2 separate regions of the Homo sapiens genome follow, and region 2 is linked to region 1. Evidence: chromatin loops called from intact Hi-C (ENCODE). Cell type or tissue: mammary epithelial cell. All regions are shown on one strand. Each heading gives the region's core, and the rest is flanking DNA. Links, peaks and the distances in the headings are about the cores only.

Region 1 (4,000 bases), core at 1-4,000:
TGATTTTTTCCCCTTTATGGCAGGGACAGAATAAATGGGCAAAAAAGGATTCAGTTAGTTAAATTTAAAAGGAAATTGGCACAACTTAATTTTCTGTGCATTTTTGGGTACTGAAAACCTTATTTATACTGACAGTCATTTTTTAGCTTTACTATCAATGCATTCTTCCCTTGCTCAGCACATATGTTGTTGAAGACATCGCTCTGTTTCCTACTTCAGTTGGTGTTTTCTAGCACAAACCATCTCCTTCGACTTGGCGGGGGGGTGGGTGACAAGAGTTAGGAGTGAAGGAGGAGCAGACATTTCCATTCCTCCCCGCTTAACCTGGAGGATAAGTATCTGCGGCACTCGCTACCAGAGAAGAATGCTTAAAACATAAGTTCAAGAGGAATTTCGATCTACTCCAGGGTGGTGATTTCATAAGGGGTTATTAACAAGTAGGAAGGAATGTCGGGAGCCCAGCCCGAGACATTTAAAGTCAGTAGAGGGCCGGGCAAATCCAGTTTCTCAGCACACGCAACCTTTCCAAGGTCTGCAGTGATGTATTTTTCTGTTTCTTAAGTAATCAATGCTTATAGAAATATGACCTGTCCACATAGTGTGGGTAACAGCTGTGTCACAAGAGTAACTGCCTGGGAACCCAGTTCTCTTCCCAGATCTCCATCACCACTAGACTCAGACGCCCTCTCTTGATATATTTCTGCAAGCATTCACAAAGGGATGATAAAATCTGTTGCACGTTTTCAAAAGGCAATTAGAATTGTGCTGTTCAAAACATGCATAATTGCAGTGTGTCACCTCCATGAGTTTAACACATTTCCCCTGTAGCAGTCTCCACTCTCCTCACATCCACCCATCTCCACTGAACTCTCTCTTCTTGAGTTTCAGATTAGCCTCTGTGGTTCTTTACATCTGAAATTCGTCTTTCTGAGAGGCAATAACACAAATATTTGGATTATGCTATCATGGAAAGGAAAGAAAATTCTATCATGTAAAAGAAAAAACATATTATGTAAAAGAAAACAAATCACTTCCTAGAAGCTTATAAAGTAGGATGCAGGTCGACTTGAGAGGGGTGTCAAAGCCCTGTTTGCATTTCTTCCTCATGTGCAGTAATACAGGGTTTCAGAGAAATCTATATTTTAGAGATTTAAAAGGAGTTGCCCTGTGTAACACAAACTAGATTTGGTTTAACACAAGCTAGACGCCAATTTCAGGTCGAAGTGCTTGTATCCAAATTTAATTACGCACCATCTATGTGTATCTGCAAGCGCTGTCGAGCTGCGACTTCTAAATTTTACAAACGAGAACTTGAGAAGTGGTGGGAGCCTGCCAGGCACCTCTCTCTGCATTTGTACTTTTCCTTAATGCCAAGTAGGAAAAAACAAGCACATTCCCTTCATGCAATAGCCTTTCTGAAGAGGAATTTTCCTATAGAGTTTCAGAATGAGTTATAGCCAGTATGAGTAATGAGTTTAAAATGTATTTTCACATTTTTTATGCCTTACATAGCACTCTCAGTATTAAGTCAGCCAAACAGCTATAGTTTGTTTTTCTCCTGCGTTACTGAAACCCGGATCCCATCTCATAGGATTCTAAAATACACTCTAATCTGATCTCTAGCGCAGGTACCTAAGAGAAAAGTGGTGTTTTCAGCATCTTGTTGGGGAAACATTCCATGGCTCCTTTCTCTCCCCTGCTTCCTGGCCTTTCCCCAGCACTGACGCTGTCAGCCGCCCTGCGTGCCACACAGTCCTGCCCTCTGCCAAGGCTCCTGGCCTGCAGCCCCTCCTGCAAGCCCACATCTGCCCTCCTGCACGCCCACATCTGCCCTCCTGCACGGCAGTCACCTGGGCGTCCCCTCCTGCTACCTCCTCACACTCGAGAGTGTCTCTTCCTTGAAAATTTCTCCTTCCTGAGAGATTTTTAAGTCTCTCCTAGCTGTTTCCTTTCCAGTCCTAATAAATTCTCTTCTTCAAAAAATTGCCACTCAATTTAATCCTCAGGCCTGCGGCTGTCACTTCAAAGTCAACAAGTACAACCCCAGATGCACCCTGCTCTTCAGGTGGGAGCTGCTGCTCTGAACCACGCCCCAGCTGTGGTCCCCATCAGGTCCCAGTTCTCCCGCTCAGTGGGATTGAACTCAGCTTCCTCCTGCCTTTCCACTCCTCCTTCTGCTTCCCCAGCCTCTCCCCTGACTCTCTTTCTACTTCTAATCTCTCCTCAAGGTCCATTCAGCTGTATACTTTCTTTGCTAGATTAGTATTTACAAAAAAAAAAAAAAAAAAAAAAAAAAACCTTATTCTTCACAGCATGCCCTTGCTCAAAATACTTGCTGGAACCCAGTCCTGTGATGCTCATAGACTCCAAAGCTCTCTGCTCCCACTTCCCGGTGCGGAGGTGTGGGCAGAGCCAGCCTCCCCTCCCTCACGAGTGCAGTCAGCTCTGCCTCTGCGGCATTCCCTTCCTTTTCCCTCCCCCTCTCCACATTCCGTCCTCAACTCAAAATCCACTGCTTCTTCCTCCTGCCTACACAACAAAGGCTCACCTGGCTGCTCCAGCCCACTCTGACCTCTCCTAAGAATTCCTAGAGCATTTTGCAGAGCTCCCATCCCAGCCCCCTGGCCCTTTGCAACCTTAACACATGCCTTGAAGGCACCTTGAAGACAGTCCCCCTTAGAGCTGAGTCACCACAGAGAAGCCTGGGGAAAAGCACCCCTTAGAATGCACCCTGGATGTCCCTGTCACATGGGTTGGCATTATAAGTGTCAAAGGCTTTAACAAGTGAATAAAACCGTCAAAATTAGCTCAGCTGAGCAGGATGCGAGTCCCACAGTGATGCGTCAGATTCTTCATTCTTCTATACCCCTCAGGATAGATGTAGTCCCTTTTCTTCTTGCACTTACCCGGTCGTCATAAATTCTTGTCATCTGCCGTGCTCCATAACCCCTCTAAAATGTGAGCACTCAATGGATTGTTTCTTTCGGACGAATATTTCTTTAAGTTCTAAAGTAAATCTTAGCACCAGGTTTGGACCTTGTAGGACGTGAATACCTGTTGAATCAGTGGAGAGCTCCCTAGCTTGGGGGAGGAATATAGTTTGCTCATGGTCCACCCCTCTTCCTTTCTTCTTCATTCAGCTCTCATGTTCCCCAGAGTGGCCACTGCGCTCCAGGGCATCTCTTTGCCTTCCCAGGGCTGAACCACGTGCTGTCCGTTCTGCCAGGTTTCTTGTCACTCTTGGTTTGGAGCAAGGACTCATCTTAACTCCCATTATGCTCCCTGTCTTTCTCCAGCTCTCCCAGAATTATTCAAGGACATTTCTCTCTCCCCACTAAGAAACGTCTCTCCACTCTTGCAGAGTTTTTGCATTCTTCCTTAAGAGAAGTTCCTCTTCTCGCCTTCCATCCTACCTCCCCCTCCCTCCACAAAATCCTTCCTGTGTCTCCTCTCCCAGACACATCCCTGATGTTAACTTATTCATACCTCTCCTGTCATGGCAAACTTATAAAACAGTCTTGTTACTGTCTGAGGAGTTGGACTTTTCCCATAAAACATTTCCAAGGTGAGCCGGAGGTGACGTTGCCTTTGTAGTCTCATCCAGTGACCTCACACCTATTTCTCCTCCCGCCTGTGAATTACTCAAAGGTAAAGATTTCATCATGTAGATTATGGCTAGAGGCTCTATGCCTGAGACCCATTTTGGTTTTTGTCCAGAGATTGAAGCATATGCAATTGGGGAAAGGTGAGCTTTTTTAAAAAAATAATAATAAAGATGAAAAATGAACATTTAGAGAGTTAAGTGGACATTTATTCAAAATGAGAAAATAAATCAAAGTATACGTTTACAAAGTATTACAAATGTTAACTGTTTGTACATTGCTTGAGTCCCTCCCTCGGCCTTGGAAGAGGCCTGGGGAAGATAGGGGTGCATGGAAGCCCCTTCACGTAACTACGGGTCAACCCACTGTGCCCACTCCAGTCACCAGGATTCCAGAGT
Region 2 (6,626 bases), core at 1,543-5,542, 140 kb after region 1:
ATACACACACCCATACAAGCACAACCCCCTACACACACACCCCAATACACAACCATACACACATACATCCCTAATACATACTCATCTACACACATACACATCTACACACACATACCTACGCAAGCACGTCTACATACATACACACCTACTGTATCAGTCTGTTTTCACGCTGCTGATAAAGGCATACCTGAGACTGGGCAATTTAAAAAAGAAAGATAGGTTTAATGATCTTACAGTTTCATGTGGCTGGGGAGGCCCCACAATCATGGTGGAAGGCAAGGAGGAGTTAAGTCACGTCTTACATGGATGGCAGCAGGCAGAGAGAGAGCTTGTGCAGGGAAACTCCTCTTTATAAAACCATCAGATCTCATGAGACTTATTCACTATCATGAGAACAGCACAGGAAAGACCTGCCCCCAGGAGGAGCAAATCATGTCTTACATGGTTGGCAGCAGGCAAAGAGAGAGGGCTTGTGCAGGGAAATTCCCCCTTATAAAACCATCAAATCTTGTGAGACTTATTCACTACCACAAGAATAGCATGGGAAAGACCTGCCCCCATGATTCAATTGCCTCCCACCAGGTCCCTGTCACAACACAAGGGAATTGAAGATGAGATTTGGGTGGGGACATGCCCAAACCCTATCACCTACACAAATGCACAGCCCCCGCCCCACAACCCTACACACACACAACCCTACAGGCACACCCCTACACACAAACACATTCACACAAAGTTATACCTGAGAACATGAGCACCCCTGCCCCTGAAAACCCAACATTCTGTGCTGGGGCAGTGCTGCCTGTGACCTTCCACATCCATTCTCATGACAAAGGCTGCACAGACAAAATTCAACTCTTGCCCACATCTCTTTCCCTAATGCCCTCTAAACAAGAAGAGATCATGTCCAGATGAAGAAAAAATTTGTGTTGTGTCCCTGTCATGTCAGACACGGGTCTTGCTTAGATGTGCAGCATGATTTAAGTGGCCCTTGAATGAGAGAAATGACAAATTAGCCAGCCACACCTGGCTGCTGCAAGGTTGCTGCAGACCTGCATAGTGGAGTCTTCTTCTCCAAGAGTGCTGACTTTCTTCCTGCTGCTCCATTTTGTGGGTCTAAAGGACCTCAAACCCTTGCCCAGTCTTCCCAGCAGCTGCAGAGGACAGCTGCAGAGGAAAAATAGTTTGCAATACTAAAAAAATTCATGTTACTATTCAATTTATATGCTATGCATTTTTAATTTTTAGTCATCTAAATATTGCTGTCCATGAAGAGAACACTGTATTAGTTTGTTCTCATGCTGTTAATAAAGACACACCCAAGACTGGGTAATTTATAAAGGAAAGAGGTTTAATGGACTCACAATTCCACATGGCTGGGGAGGACTCACAATCATGGTGGAAGGCAAAGGAGGAGCAAAGGCATGTCTTACATGGCAGCAGGCAAGATAGCTTGTGTAGGGGAACTCCTACTTAAAAAACCATCAGATCTCGTGAGACTTATTCACTAACACGAGAACAGCATGGGAAAGACCTGTCCCCTTGATTCAATTACCTCCCACTGGGTCCTTCCCACAACACATAGGAATTATGAGAGCTACAATTCAAGATGACATTTTGACGGCGGGGGACACAGCCAAAGCATATCAAACAACCAGACGCTCACAGTGCTAAAGAAATTACTTTGTCTTCAGTAGCTTGCTGACATCATTAATATTATAGATTTGCATATGCTGTTTACTTTGTAATTATGAAAATATATTTGTGAGGGAATGGGATATAGAATATTTTTTACTCAATGAAATTTTGGTACATAACCTGAAATTATTAAATGTACAATATGTGGGCCCTCACTGCTACTTTTGCCCTGTATCTGCAAGGCCCATCTGTGATGATGGTGACTTTTATAAGCAGAGCATTCCCACTTCTCTGTTTGCAGTGTTTGCTGCTAGAACCTTTCAACTTGCTCTTACATTAAGATAGTTGTTGATATGTCTTTATTTCCCCCTAAGATTATTTTCTTTATAATTGAAAGAAGAGCTCTCAAACATAGCCCTCATAGAGCTAAACAGAGCAGATGACCATTAGACCAGATGCAGCTGTCATATGTATGAAGTCTGGCCCTTTTTTTATGGAGGGAAAAACAAGTCGAAGTTACTGATATTTACAAATTGGAAAAGTTCACAACAACACTAGAACATTAGATGATCTGAAAACCCTGGCATTTCTTCAGAGCAATGATAGGCAAAGCTGAGTCTCAACTGACTCTGTCTGAAGAAGGGGCCTGCCATTTGTCACAGACTCCACTGCTTCCTTTTTCCAGACACTAAGACCATTGCTGTTTCTCACCATTCTTTCATTGCTGTTCATCAAACAACAGGTTCAATCTTTCATTTCTATTCTCTACCCTGGCAAGAACGTTGGAGCTTACCATCATAAGTGACAGGAATGAACATTGGAGCTTACCATCATAAGTGACGGGAATAGCATTATCTCCAAACCTGAGATCCTTCCAATGGGAATTCTACAACTCCTGGGAGTTTATGATTCACACATGTAGACAATGTCTGTACCTATACTCAGAGATGTAGACTGGCCTCAATAGAGTTCATTGAGCTAAAACAATACTAGGTAAACAATGGAATTTATTTTCAAGACTGAACTCAGTTCTCATCAGTTCAAGGTTAACCTCAACAAAATGAATCCAGTAATGGAAAGAAAATGAAAAAAAGAACAAACAAAACGAAATGACTGCACTACGTATTTAGGCCCAGCTGACAGAATCTCAACACTGAATGATACTGATAAATAGGTTTCCTTGTGTATCCAGTGTGAAGTCTTGGTTGTTATTCGTTTTCCAACGAACATTAAAGTCATCTTTGGATTCTCTGCATTTCTAAAGTCTGGAAATGTTTTATTCCACCCAGTGGCAAAACACATCTCAGCTATTGAGTGTTTGCATCTGAGATCTGGAATAAGCAGAACTGTGGTTTGTGTTCTTGCATCTGGGAAATGAATCAGAGCTCCTATTAGACATGATTGCCCTTATTAGTGGATGTGACTTTTCAACCAGGCCTTTGGGGGTTTTATGACTAACAGGATTGCATGGAAATTGCTCAGGAAAACAGAAGATCTTACTCTAGCAATCTGAATGAAAAAGAAATAATGCAAAATAATACTGACATTTTGATGACAAAAAGGAGAGAAAGTTTAGGCTGAGGTTGCCATGTGAGGTTATTGGATGTGATTTTGCAAAGGATGCGACCAGCTTTATGTTGAATAAACCCTGGAAGTTTAACAGTTACTGATCTTTGGCAAGGCTCAGCAAACTGCAGTCGGTGTTTCTAGCCATTGTTTTTGCTGAAATGCAGTTATCCTCATTCATTTACCTATTGTTTATAACTGCTTTCACACCACAATGGCAGAATTGAGTAGTTGCCACAGAAACCGGCTTAACATATTTACTACAGAGCCCTTGACAGAAACATTTTGTCAATCCCTGCCCTAGACAGAAGTTTCTGCCTAGATTCCAAATGATTATTTAAAATTTGACTTTGCAGCAGTGTCCCCAAGAACATGTGTGTTCTCTAGAGGTAGATGGACCTGGATATAAAACCTGGTCTGTGTGTTCAATGAATGAATATTATGGAAATGTCCACTCTGTGCTAGGTACCAGTCTAGGTGATGAGGATCAAAGAGTGCACAAGGCAGGACCCTCCACTCTCAGAGACCTTACATTCCAACAGTCCTATCAACTAATATTAGAAACTACAGGAAAGGTATTTCTCAGAAAACCTATTTCCTCAGTAGTAGGGTGTACTAGTACGTTATTTATAGAGTTACAATGGCAATTACAAGGTAAAATATGTAAAATTGCCAATACAATGTCTGGCATGAAGAAATAGTGCAATAAATATTATTTTACTCTCAATAAATGGGTGAAAAAGTACTTTATTTTGTTATTTCAGGGTCAATTCAGCTAATAAGTAATTTAAGTTAGGGTCATATTGTGCTCAAGCTGATTATGTTGATTTGATGAATCCTTGGAAGTGAGGTGGGTGAGGTGGGGTTGGGCCCACCATGACACTTGACGTGTAGCTGATGAAATTGAACTTCACAGATGAGGGCCGGGGAGTACTTTGAGAACGACTGTTAGGATGGGTGGATGATAATCAGATCCATGTTTTAGAAAGATAGTTATGGCACATGTTTGGATAATAGGTTGATTTGATAGTTCTGATTTTGCAAAAGATAAATAACTTAGACCTATGCTGTCAATACAATAGTCACTAGTCAATGAGGCTACTGAAATTCAAATAAACTAAAATTTAAAAAGATAAAAAAGGGTCCTCCAGCAGAATAGCCACATTTCAAGTGCTGAACAGCCAGCTGGGGCTAGTTGCAACTACAGATATTGGATATTCCCATTATCACAGGCAAGTCTACCCAGTAATGCTCAGTACACTTTGGAAAACATATAAGTTAATGCTTTTCAAACAAATGATATACTGTAATTGTTTGGAGTTGATAAATCTGGCTTAATGGCTCTAGAAATTTGATGATTTTTTGGTAGGTAATGAGGGAGGTTGTTGAATGAGAATAAAGGAAATTCCTCTTCTCATTGGGACCTATGATTTGGGCCCAGACCGTACAATATAGAGCAGCATCGAGTGATTCCAACAATGAGAGTGTGTTTTGCCCTGAACTTGTGAATTCAGACCAGGAGCAAGTGCTAAATCCAGTGCCATTGTGATTGACACTAGCTCCAGCCTCTAAAGGCAGTTCTGTGAACTCAGCATCTTCTACGACAGCCAATATCCAAGACAACACTTGTGGAGACTTTTGGCCTTAATTGGACACATCTGAGTTGGAAATGTATTACTGCAATCAATATTGGCAATAAGGATGCACATTGGTCACCAAAATTAGTAGTATACCCTTTATGTGGTCCAGCGGGACAACACTGGTTCCCAGCCCATGCAGCCACACACAGCAGACCAGCAATCTCAGAGAGTCACCAGCTGTTGAGGCAGCAGCTACTGACAAGAGGAAAGCCTGGAAGGGAAGAACATGCAGAATGCTTTCTGGATGACAACAACTTCTCAAAAACTTGCAAAAGTACCTGGGAAACAGTTTGAGGCAAGCTAATATCTATCAAGTGAATAGCTTATATTGCATACTACAAAAACTTGGATGTAACTGCCAGATGCTGTGACCACATGCAGTCCCAGCTACTTGGGAGGCTGAGGTAGGGGATCACCTGAGCCCAGGAGTGAGCAGTGAGCAATAAGCTGTAATCACACCAGACTGGGAAGGTGATAGAGTGAGACCTCAACTCTTAAAATTAAAAAAAAAAAAAAAAAAGCCGGGTGCGGTGGCTCACGCCTGTAATCCCAGCACTTTGGGAGGCCGAGGTGGGCAGATCACGAGGTCAGGAGATCGAGACCATCCTGGCTAACACAGTGAAACCCCATCTCTACTAAAAATACAAAAATTAGCCAGGCATGGTGGCAGGCGCCTGTAGTCCCAGCTACTCGGGAGGCTGAGGCAGGAGAATGGCGTGAACCCGGGGAGGCGGAGCTTGCAGTGAGCCGAGATTGCGCCACTGCACTCCAGCCTGGGCGGCAGAGCGAGACATAAAAAAAAAATAAAGAAAAAAACTTGGATAGAAAAGAATATATACTCTCATTTTAAAGTCAAAGCCTGGTGAGGTCTGATATATGGGAATAATCTTTTCTCATAACCAAAAAGACAGTCATTTGAAGGCCTTTTTGCATTATTGAAATTAAGAATTTGTAATTTTCTTTTGGAATATAGTAAAGTTTCTTAATTGAAATGAATGAACCCTGGCAGACTAGTCTAACAAACACTATAGTCATCAGTAGGCTTACTTTTTCCTTTCTTTTTTTTCTTTTCTTTTTTTTTTCTTTTTTCTTTTCTTTTCTTTCTCTCCCTTCCTTCCTTCCTTTCTTTTTTTCTTTCGTTCTTTTTCTTTCTTTTCTTTGTTCTTTCTTTCCTGCTTTTTTCTTTCCTTCTGTCTTGCTTTTTCTTCTTCCTTTTTTCTTTCTTGATTCCCTCCTTCCTTCTTTATTTTTGATTTCTTGAATCAGAAAAAGAAAATGGGTTACTTCTTCATTTCTCTGATAGACAGTTGTAGATTTACAAAGTTTTATTTATTTAGTGGGATCTTCTGAATATGTTGTAGGGCTTAATGCTGGACAGAATGAAAGTCGTCCTCTCCTTACATATGTGAGAATGTGCATGTGATCCGCATGTAGGTAGTTTTTCAAAGGCCCCTGGATGATTTGAATGTGCAGCCAGGATTGAGAGTCACTGTGGAATAGGATAGAGATCCACTAGAGAACTGTGGGCAAGATCATGATGCCTTTTGAGGTGTACTTTTGAAAGTTTATTCTCATGGTAGTGCAGACGAAGGAACAGGAGCAGGTGAATTCTGGTGGCTTGTCTATAGTTATTGTCAAGAAACTGAACTAAAGTCATGAGATAATTTAAATAAATCTGGACAGAAGAAGCTATAATTTGGAAAAGAAGTGAGCTCCACCTTGTTTTAAAAGCTGAGCCTTGACCATCTCAGCTCAGGTGAGAGAGACGTGATTCTTGTAGGA

The links. A loop is a pair of places that touch in the nucleus more often than their neighbours do. Peaks named below come from ENCODE experiments on the same cell type or tissue, not always from the same donor. Only the 100,000 strongest peaks of a DNase experiment are listed, where the experiment ranks them.
Region 2: it touches region 1 in a loop (13-fold over the local background); 4 of 110 quality-filtered maps call a loop at or near these places.

The regions. Positions count from the first base shown.
Region 1 is chr13:109,154,973-109,158,972 of GRCh38, forward strand. All of the region lies in intron 32 of MYO16 (myosin XVI), which reads left to right. All of the region lies in intron 1 of LOC105370356 (a long non-coding RNA gene), which reads right to left. Among named protein-coding and RNA genes, the nearest start is that of MYO16-AS1, 10 kb to the right of the region's middle. RefSeq lists enhancers at 679-1,878, 1,286-1,836, 1,837-2,386. In mammary epithelial cell, for the core only: no CTCF peak of the experiment used is centred there; a DNase peak (open chromatin) is centred at 1,559; H3K4me3 peaks cover 358 bases; H3K27ac peaks cover 3,028 bases.
Region 2 is chr13:109,294,798-109,301,423 of GRCh38, forward strand. LINC00370 (long intergenic non-protein coding RNA 370) reads left to right here. Exons shown (of 3, transcript NR_170230.1): 3 at 2,381-2,890. Among named protein-coding and RNA genes, the nearest start is that of LINC00370, 16 kb to the left of the region's middle. In mammary epithelial cell, for the core only: no CTCF peak of the experiment used is centred there; a DNase peak (open chromatin) is centred at 3,044.